Regions from separate parts of the Homo sapiens genome. Here region 1 is linked to region 2. A link is a contact called in ENCODE POLR2A ChIA-PET data. All regions are on one chromosome and are shown on one strand. Each heading gives the region's core, a stretch centred on a gene start or an enhancer-like site at or near the end of the contact. The rest is flanking DNA. Distances are from core to core; before and after follow the strand shown. Region 1 overlaps PITX1-AS1 (PITX1 antisense RNA 1). Region 2 overlaps PITX1-AS1 (PITX1 antisense RNA 1).

Region 1 (4,577 bases), core at 1,897-4,396, 120 kb after region 2:
TGGGTATATATACCCAGCAGTGGGATTGCTGGATCATATGGTAGTTCTATTTTTAGTTTTCTTGAGGAACCTCCAAACTGTTCTCCATAGTGGTTGTACTAATTTACATTCCCAACAACAGTGTATAAGAGTTTCCTTTTCTCTACATCCTTGCCAGCATTTGTTACTGCCTGTCTTTTGGATATAAGCCATTTTAACTAGGGTGAGATGCTATCTCATTGTAGTGTCAATTTGCATTTCTCTGATGATCAATGATGTTGAACACTTTTTCATATGACTGTTTGCCATGTGTATATCTTTTTTTGAGAAGTGTCTATTCAGATCTTTTGCCCATTTTAAAATCAGATTATTAGAATTTTTCCTATAGAGTTGTTTGAGCTGCCTATATATTCTGGCTATTAATTCCTTGTCAGAGAGTAGTTTGCAAGTATTTTCTCCAATTCTGTGGGTTGTCTCCTCACTTTGTTGATTGTTTCCTTTGCTGTGCAGAAGATTTTTGTCTTTATATGATCCCATTTGTCCATTTTTACTTTGGTTACCTGTGCTTGTGGTGTATTACTCAAGAAATTTTTGTTCTGACCAGTGTCCTGAGGATCTTCCCCCATGTTTTCTTGTAGTAGTTCCATAGTTTGAGGTTTTAAATTTAAGTCTTTAATCTATTTTGATTTTATTTTTGTATATGGCAAAAGATAGGGGTCTAGTTTCATTTTTCTGCATATGGATATCCAATTTTCCCAGCACCATTTATTGAAAAGACTGTCTTCCCTGTTTATGTTCTTGATACCTTTGTCAAAAATGAGTTCTCTGTGGGTGTGTGGATTTGTTTCTGGGTTCTCTATTCAGTTCCATTGGTTTATTTGTCTGGTTTTATGCCAGTACCATGCTGTTTTAGTTACAATAGCTCTGTGGAATAATTTGAAGTCAGGCAACGTGATTCCTCTAGTTTTTATTCTTTTTGCTCAGGATAGTTTTGTGATTCCATATATGTTTTAGGATTGTTTTTTCTATTTCTGTAAAGAATGTCATTGGTATTTTGATAGAGATTGCATTGAATCTGTAGATTGCTTTGAGTTTCCTAAGGGATTAAAAAAAAAGTAGAACTAATAATTTATTTTTGCAGTGTTGCAGGATATAATTAAATTATAATTCCATATGTTAGCAATGAACAATTAATTAACAATGAAAATGTCAAAATAGTAATTGTAGCATAAAAATTCAGCTACTTAAGGATAAATTTAATGAAAGATATGAAAGACTGGAAACTATATAATGTTGATGAGAGAAATTAAAGACCTAAATAAATTAAGAGATATAACATGTTTATGAATTAGAAGACTCAACATTAAGATGTCACTTCTCCCAAACTGACCAATCCTAAATAAAATCCCAGCAAGCTTTTATCTTGGACAAAATAATTTTAAAATTTATATGAAAAGGCAAAGGACCTAGGATAGCCAAAGCAATATTGAAAAAGTAGAGCAAATTTGGAATATTTACCCTACTTCACCACAAGACTGACTATATAACTACACTAATCAACACAGTGTGGTATGGATGAAAGGATGGGTTAAAAGACAAATGGAACAAAATAGAGTCCATGCATAGACCCAAGATATATGGGAAAGTGATTTTTGACAAGGGTGCCAAAGAAATTCAGTAGTGAAGGAAAATCTTTTCAACAAATGGTACAGAAACAACTAGATATTAATTTGAAAAAAAACTTTGTTCTTACCTCTAATAATATAGAAAAATCAGTTCAATATGGGTCATTGATCTAAATGCAAACACTAAAGTGATAAAATTACTAGAAAAAAACAGAGTATTTTTGTAACCTTGAGGTAGCAAAGACTTCTTAAAGAAATCATGGAAAGTACAGGCCATAAAAGCAAAACTTGATTAACTGGGTTTCAATAAAATAAAATCTTTCTGCTTATCAAAGACACTGTTAAAACAAATGAATAGGCAAGCCACAGATTTGCCAACACATCTCTGACAAAAGACTTCCATTCGGAATACATAGAGAAATTCTTGCAACTCAACAATAAAAAGACAAACAATGTAATTAAAAATTGCAAAACAACTTGGATAGAAATATCATTAAAGAAGATATACAAGTGGCCAATACACACAGGAAAAAGTTTTAAACACCAACTACTAGATATCAGGGAAATGCAAATTAAAATTATAGTTAGTGACCACTAGATATCAACTAGAAGTTGGTTAAAGTGAAAAAAACTGATGACACTAAAAGTGGGAGAGGATGTGGAGGAACTGGAACTCTTATGCATTGTTGGTGAGAGTGTCAAATGGTATAACCAGTTTGGAAAACTAATACTTCCTTTAAAAGTTAAAAATACACTTACCTATAGCCAGCATTTCTATTCCTAGGTATTTACATGAGAGAAATGAAAATATATTTCCACAAAAATCCTTGTATAAGAATGTTCATAGCAGTTTCATTCGTAAAAATCGAAAACTGGCAAACGGCCCAGTTGTCCATGAGTGAGGAATGGATAAAGACACTGTGGTTTAGTCATGCAACAGGATACCAAGCAGTGTAACAGAATGAACAACTAATACCATCATGGATGAATCTCAGACATATGATGAGTGACATAAGCTGCATATGAAAATGTGCATACGATGGGATCCATTTATAAGAAAATCCAAACTAGGAAAAACTAACCTACGATGACAGAAATAAAACCAGTGGTTGATTCTGGGGATAGGAGATTGCCTGGGAAGTGTGAGAAATGTCCTGTGGCTTTATGTGTATTCATCAAAACTGTTTGATCAGAACACTTAAGACCTGAGCACTGGACTTTATATAAATTATACTTTAATAAAAAATGTGAGATAAAAGTCATTTCTTTCACTGGACTTCAAATCACAATTAACAAATTTGAAGTTGCTACACTTAATATAACCGATGATGTAACTATCATAGTATGATGGACAAGTGCTAGGATAAAACTATTAGAAGCCTAATTCGAAATATTGAATGAAGGCTACATGCTTTAAAGAAATCTATCCTCCAGAAGCACCTGTTCTTGAACCAAAATCTGCCCATTCAGCCTAAGCTTTCAGGGAAGTCAGGGCAGGTAAGGATTGGGCCCCTGCCTGCCTCGTGACACGTGGGCAGGGTGTCCGTCTTGGCTGTGGGGCAGCGGTCACAGCCATAGCCACGGATACGAGCCTTAATGGTATCTGTTAATTATCTGCTTCTAAATCTGGAGTTTATGAAATGCTCTTCACTAGACTTCAAAAGCTGGGAGTCATCCCGGTTATCTATTCAAGAGCCCAGCTTATCCCTCTCTCTCAGTCTGTGACATCAAAGACTTAGTTTCATTGCAAAATTGTCTGGCACGATGGCATCAGGTCGGCTCCCCTTTGAAAGGGTTTGGAACACAGTGATGAGTCAGAGCTCCTCCGAGGAGCACCTGACCCACCCGCTCTCCTCCGCGTGGGCTTGGCCCAGGGAGACCCGGCCAGAGGCCTCGCTGATGTGGACGTGGGATTCATTTGGCTTGGCTCTGCTAGGATTTGGAGCAAAGCTCTCCTGCTTGCCTATAGGGAGAAAACCTCTCAATCTAGGCCTGGGAGGGTAGGGTTTATTTGCTTGCTTTTAAAATTTTATTTATTTATTTATTTTTGGTCACTGGTAATAATTTTTGGGGGTGGCGGGGGGGATGAAACTATACGCCTTTCTTAAACTGCCGGAGCATGACCAGGAAGGGTCAGCTTTGATTCTGGTCTCTCTTTTCACCCTTTTATTTGAATGCCATGAGGACATTTCCCTATCAGGTTGTTAGGTGAGAATCTATTTCTGTTTTTTCTGCTTTCCTTGTTTTCTTTGCTAGAATACATTTTGTCCTCCTAAAGTAATACAAATGTTAATGTGTATACAGGTTTTTTGAACTAAGGATATTAGTTGAATTTATTTGCTGACAAAAATAATGAAAGGTCGCTTCCCAATTGTTTCTGTACTCCCTGGTAATTTTGGAAGTTAAAATGCTGTGTTGTCACTTCCCAGGCTAACAAGTCTCATCTCACTAAATCATGCCACAGATGCGAAGTTTCAGTTTAATTTGAATCCTGGTACTGTGCTTATGGAGGTAAATGAAGACCCTGGCTTTGTAAATCTTCTTTGTTTTTCCACTTTTATTTTTAAGTGTAGCTAGATACAAAGTTTACGTCCATTTAGCTGACCTTTTCAACAGTAAGAGCTATTTTATAAGGCAGCAGAAGTGAAAGTTATCAGTGCGGCTGGGTAATGTAAAGTATTTATGAATGAATGTGCAAAAAACAATCTGGGGGTGTAAAATGTGGGGCTGGGCTCGAGCAGACCCGCTTGTGACTTGAGCCCTTCTTTGCAGTAAAGCATAATTCATGCTGCTGTTAGCCCTTAAAACAGGAAATAATATACCCATTTAACTTAATCACAATTTATATTACATGTGCATATTTCTAAACAAATGTTGTAGATGGAGAGTTTGGTAGCAATAATATTTATGAATTACACTTTTAGTTAGCAAAGGAAATGTGTGACCTCTTACATTTGGTTTGACATTTGAATT
Region 2 (4,220 bases), core at 635-3,134:
CTGTAAATGGGCAGCCCAAACTTGCCTTGATTCCTGTTTTTTCCATAGGTCCTGAGGACAGGTGGGGTACCTTGGTTGTGCAGATCATAGTGATTGTTTTACCAACCTTCTAGCATTACTACTCCTGATAAGGGTGGCACAGGCCTGGAGCTGAGAGCCGCGGGCTGAATCCTGGCCCTCTAGGTGAATCAGAGCCTGTTGCTTAAATGAAGGAGCAGGTCTGGTTCGTGTCTGCCCTCCTCCCAGCTCAGCCATGCACTGCAGGTCTCATGTTGGAAAATATTGCTCAAATGCTGCCTGGCACCATCTGGCACCATCCAGAGCTCAAGAGAGTGGATCATTTGGCCAGGCAGGAAGTCTGCTCTCAGATGATCTGACCTGGATTAGGATAGTAAATACTCAATACATGTTAATTATTGATAACAACCTAAGAGATGGATACTATATTATCTCTATCTTATTGATAAAGAAAGTCAGGCTCAGAGAGGTGAGGTGACTTGCCCAAAGACATATAGCCTAGAGGCAGTGTACTGTAACTCAGCAGTGTGACTCACTTCCAAGCCCAAGTACCGCATTCTGTTGCCTTCTTGATGGGTGAAGCAGCCATCTGAGCCTAGAGTTCCTTTTAGGACCCTCAAGCTTTCCTTGCAGCATATCTGGACTTCTCCCATCATTGTCAGGAGATGGAGAGGATAGCTTCATTTGGCCAGTGAAGAAACTAAAAGGCTGAGTGGCTTGTAGGGCTCACATTGTGCATGAATTGGCACTTGTCTATAGAAAATGGTGCCAGGACAATGGGTGTATTTTGGTTGAAGTAGTTGGAGCCCTTGGATGCTAGTGGTTCATTACAGGGGCCATTTCTGAGTTCCCTTGGTCTTGGGAAACTGGTTTTCCTGTGCCTGGAACCCAAGAAGACATCTGTGGTTCCCTGGGCTAGGAGCTCCCTTGGTGGAGGCTGCCTCATGGATGGGCCACCCATGGTGTTTGGTGGCAGGGTCTCATGGGTCAATGCACACAGCCCAGGACAGAGTGAACAGTGGGATGTGCAGGGCTCGACTGGCCAAGCTGAACTGTTTTCTTGGGTTGTGTTATATTTATTTCCACTAATCTACTCCTCTTGCCTGTTTATACAACACAGAGATCTAATAACATGTATCTGAGGCCAGAGTAAATGAGGAACTTTTTGCAAAGAAGCATAAAAGGAAAGAGATCTTGGAATACCTAGCTAATCTCAGTTGCTGTCTCTGCTCTGAAGCCCTGCCTTTGAAAGCTCTATTTCTCCTCCCATCCTCTGCGAAAGCCAGATGAGACTTCTTGACATTAAGCAAATGCTGGTATACTGACTTTGGTGTGGGGTTTGTACATGTGCCTGTTGAGAGCTGGATCCTTCCCGTGGGTGGATGCTGGCATGGTGGCTCTTCCATCTAAGGATCCATCTGGAAAAGTGGCCGATTTCATCACTTACGTGCCAGGACCTCAGATGCCGAGGCAGGGGAATGCTGCAATCTAAACATTTACATTCTAAAAAATGGGAAATCATCTGCTTCGATATAAATTAGCCAGGGCCTGACGGGTTTATTACATCCTGGAATGCTTTCATGAGGCTTTCAGAGGGGTCCATGGTGCAGGCGCAGGTCTCCAGCTGGGATTGCCTGTGGCATGCTCCTGGGGGGACCCACTTGGAAAACACAGGCAGGGGGCCAACTCTTCCTCAACTTCCCATGGGCTTGTAATGGATTAGAGTGTGAAATGGGAACAAGGACATACAATGCGGGACCCTAGGACAGTGAAGCACCCTGAATGACGAGCTTCTTGAAGCTGATGGGGAGAGGTCGGTCAGGGAAGAGAGGTGGGAGGAGCCAGGTGCACAGGCCCAATCAGAGGCTGTGGATGGAAAGTGGAACAGGAGAAATATGCTCTGGGATTTCACAATAACAGGGTATGTGATATGACTCATTGAGTGGGAAGAGGGCAAAGGAGTGTAGCAAGAAATGTTGAGGAGGGAAGAGTCGTACATCCTCTGGAGGAGTTTTCAGACAAGACTTGGTGTGAGCCCCTGGGGTCAGGGGCTGGATTTGAACTCTGCTGGGTCCCCTAGAGTGGACTGAGCCACCCTCTCTGCAAAGTCCCTAGGACTGGGCCGATGTTCCAAGGAAAGCTGAGTCCTACGCTCAGGAAGTTTGAGATCTCAGTGAATAGGTAGGAAAAATACACAAACATAAACATACATGCCTAACTGTAACAAGTTGTGAACTCATTTATTTTCCCTCCCTTTGTCGTATCTTATATGCACTCACATTTTTCTGTAGGTTTACACAGATATATGTAGAACAGATGCTGAATAACTGATTTTGGAGGAATTTGATTTGATGCTAATGATGAGTGATCTGGGATATCAGCTATTTTTCACTTGTTTGGAGCAAGAACCCTGCTTTGCACAAGGGGTATTATTTTGGTTGATTTTATTCAGAGCAGTGGTTTTCAAACTAGCATGCCTTAGAACCACCTGCAGGGCCTGTTAAAGAAGATCACTGGCCCCCACCCACCCTTGGAGTTTCTGCTTCATTAGGTCTCGGGTGGGTCCTGAAAATTTGCATTTCTAACAAGTCCCAGGTGACTCTGTGTTCCAGGGATCGCACTTGGAGGACAACTGATCAAGAAAGAGAGAAGTGCATGGGCTTTGGTGGGAATCCTTTACACAACTTTGCTGGGTCTGAGAACTTGTGATTCATGCCTTTCAGAGGATGAAAGAGGATTCACGATATCCACGGAACCACTTCCTTGTTTTGAGAAGGAAGCTGGTGCCTCCTATAATATGGGCAGAGCCGGCTTGCTGCCACATGAAGCAGTGCCTGGCTTTGTGGATTTGCAGATTCATTCAGCAGGCATCTGCCAGCATCCACTCTGGGTCCAGCCCTGGGTATGACGTGTCTTCAGCATTGGGGAAGACGCTCAGGCGGAATGGTTCCAGCATCAGTGACTCTAACAAGGGTGGGGGTAGGGTACTTCCTTGTGCCCAGCTGGGCTGCCTGCTGTGGGGGTATGGGGCAGAGACATGACACAGTACTTGGCGTGGGGATGCTGGCTGTCCTCTGTGCCCTCCCCACCTGCTGATCCCTGGCTCCACCTTGGTCTCCAGGAACAGCTCTGTACCCCTCTGGGAAGTCAGATGTTTCCCTTAAAGCTTGTGGGTCCCAGCAGACTCCCCACCCTGAATGTCTTGGCTATCAGACCTCAATCTGTCCCCTACAAACAAGTCCTCCTGCCCTCTGACCTCTGCTCTTGACAACAAACCATGTGTCACAGCATCTGTTTTGCATACATTTGCCACCATTTTCACTGAAGAGTAAACACAGAGCTGGACTTTGGGGACTTGTGGGCGGTTCTTCCTTGAAAATAGGCCAAGCCCAGAGCTTAGAATAGGACAAGGAGGGGCCTACTTGGAGGATCACTGAAGGGGTGCCAGAAGGTGAGTCAGGCCACCTGGGTTCCTGTTACATGATTCAGGCAGGCCCCTCCTTCTCTCTGGCCTCAGTTTCCTCCTCTGTCACATGAGGTGTGATGATGCCTGTCCTGCCCCTTTCCTGTCACGATGGGGAGGCTCCAGTGGGACATGCCCTCAATTTCTCCCAAATGTGCGTGAATTGTTGAGGGCACCTGGGATGCTGAGGGTGTCAGGCGAGCAGGTGGCTCTGAGGTTTGGGGGTGAGGGTGTGGAAGCCTCAGGGAGAGGCAGGGACTAGCTCTGAAGTTTAACATGGCTCTGAGAGATACACTGAGCACCTAGGTTGAAACCTGCAAACTCAGTAAGCCTAGACGGCAGGCCACATTTCTTGACCTCTCTGAGCATCAGCCTCGCCCGGAAAAAGATAAACAATAGTGCCTAGGTCTTGGGGTGACGTCATGTTTACCGGGCACTCGCTATGAGCCAGGCCCTGTATTTGGAGTTCAGTTAGGGGTGAGGATGACGACAGGGCTTATTGGGTGGCTTCAGGTATCAGCTGCAGGAGGCAGGTGGTGCCTTTAGATGAGAGACCTGAACTTCGGCACTCCCAATCATGCCATGCTTCCTACTCAGTCCTGGCTGGCCCCGTGGCTAGTGGGTAGAAGTCAGTAAAAACCCACTGAATGTTTATTAGGCTAAGACTGTGAGGAGGAAAGTTAGGCTCCTCTGGTGCCCTAGTAGTTTTTGATTTTTGTCAAAGGAGTACATATTCATA

Evidence for each region. ChIA-PET counts read pairs that join two places held with the same protein, here RNA polymerase II (POLR2A).
Region 1: POLR2A ChIA-PET joins it to region 2 with 16 read pairs in AG04450. The contact joins two enhancer-like sites. POLR2A ChIA-PET finds 5 or more read pairs at or near these places in 2 of 52 experiments (AG04450 and BJ).

Annotation. Positions count from the first base shown.
Region 1 is chr5:135,260,070-135,264,646 of GRCh38, forward strand. The region is part of intron 3 of PITX1-AS1 (PITX1 antisense RNA 1); the gene reads left to right. Among named protein-coding and RNA genes, the nearest start is that of LINC02900, 14 kb to the left of the region's middle. Within about 2 kb of position 3,147, at least 5 of the 41 ENCODE cell types and tissues checked have a DNase peak (open chromatin) inside an H3K27ac peak, as active enhancers do.
Region 2 is chr5:135,138,112-135,142,331 of GRCh38, forward strand. The region is part of intron 2 of PITX1-AS1 (PITX1 antisense RNA 1); the gene reads left to right. Among named protein-coding and RNA genes, the nearest start is that of EPIST, 100 kb to the left of the region's middle. Within about 2 kb of position 1,885, at least 10 of the 41 ENCODE cell types and tissues checked have a DNase peak (open chromatin) inside an H3K27ac peak, as active enhancers do.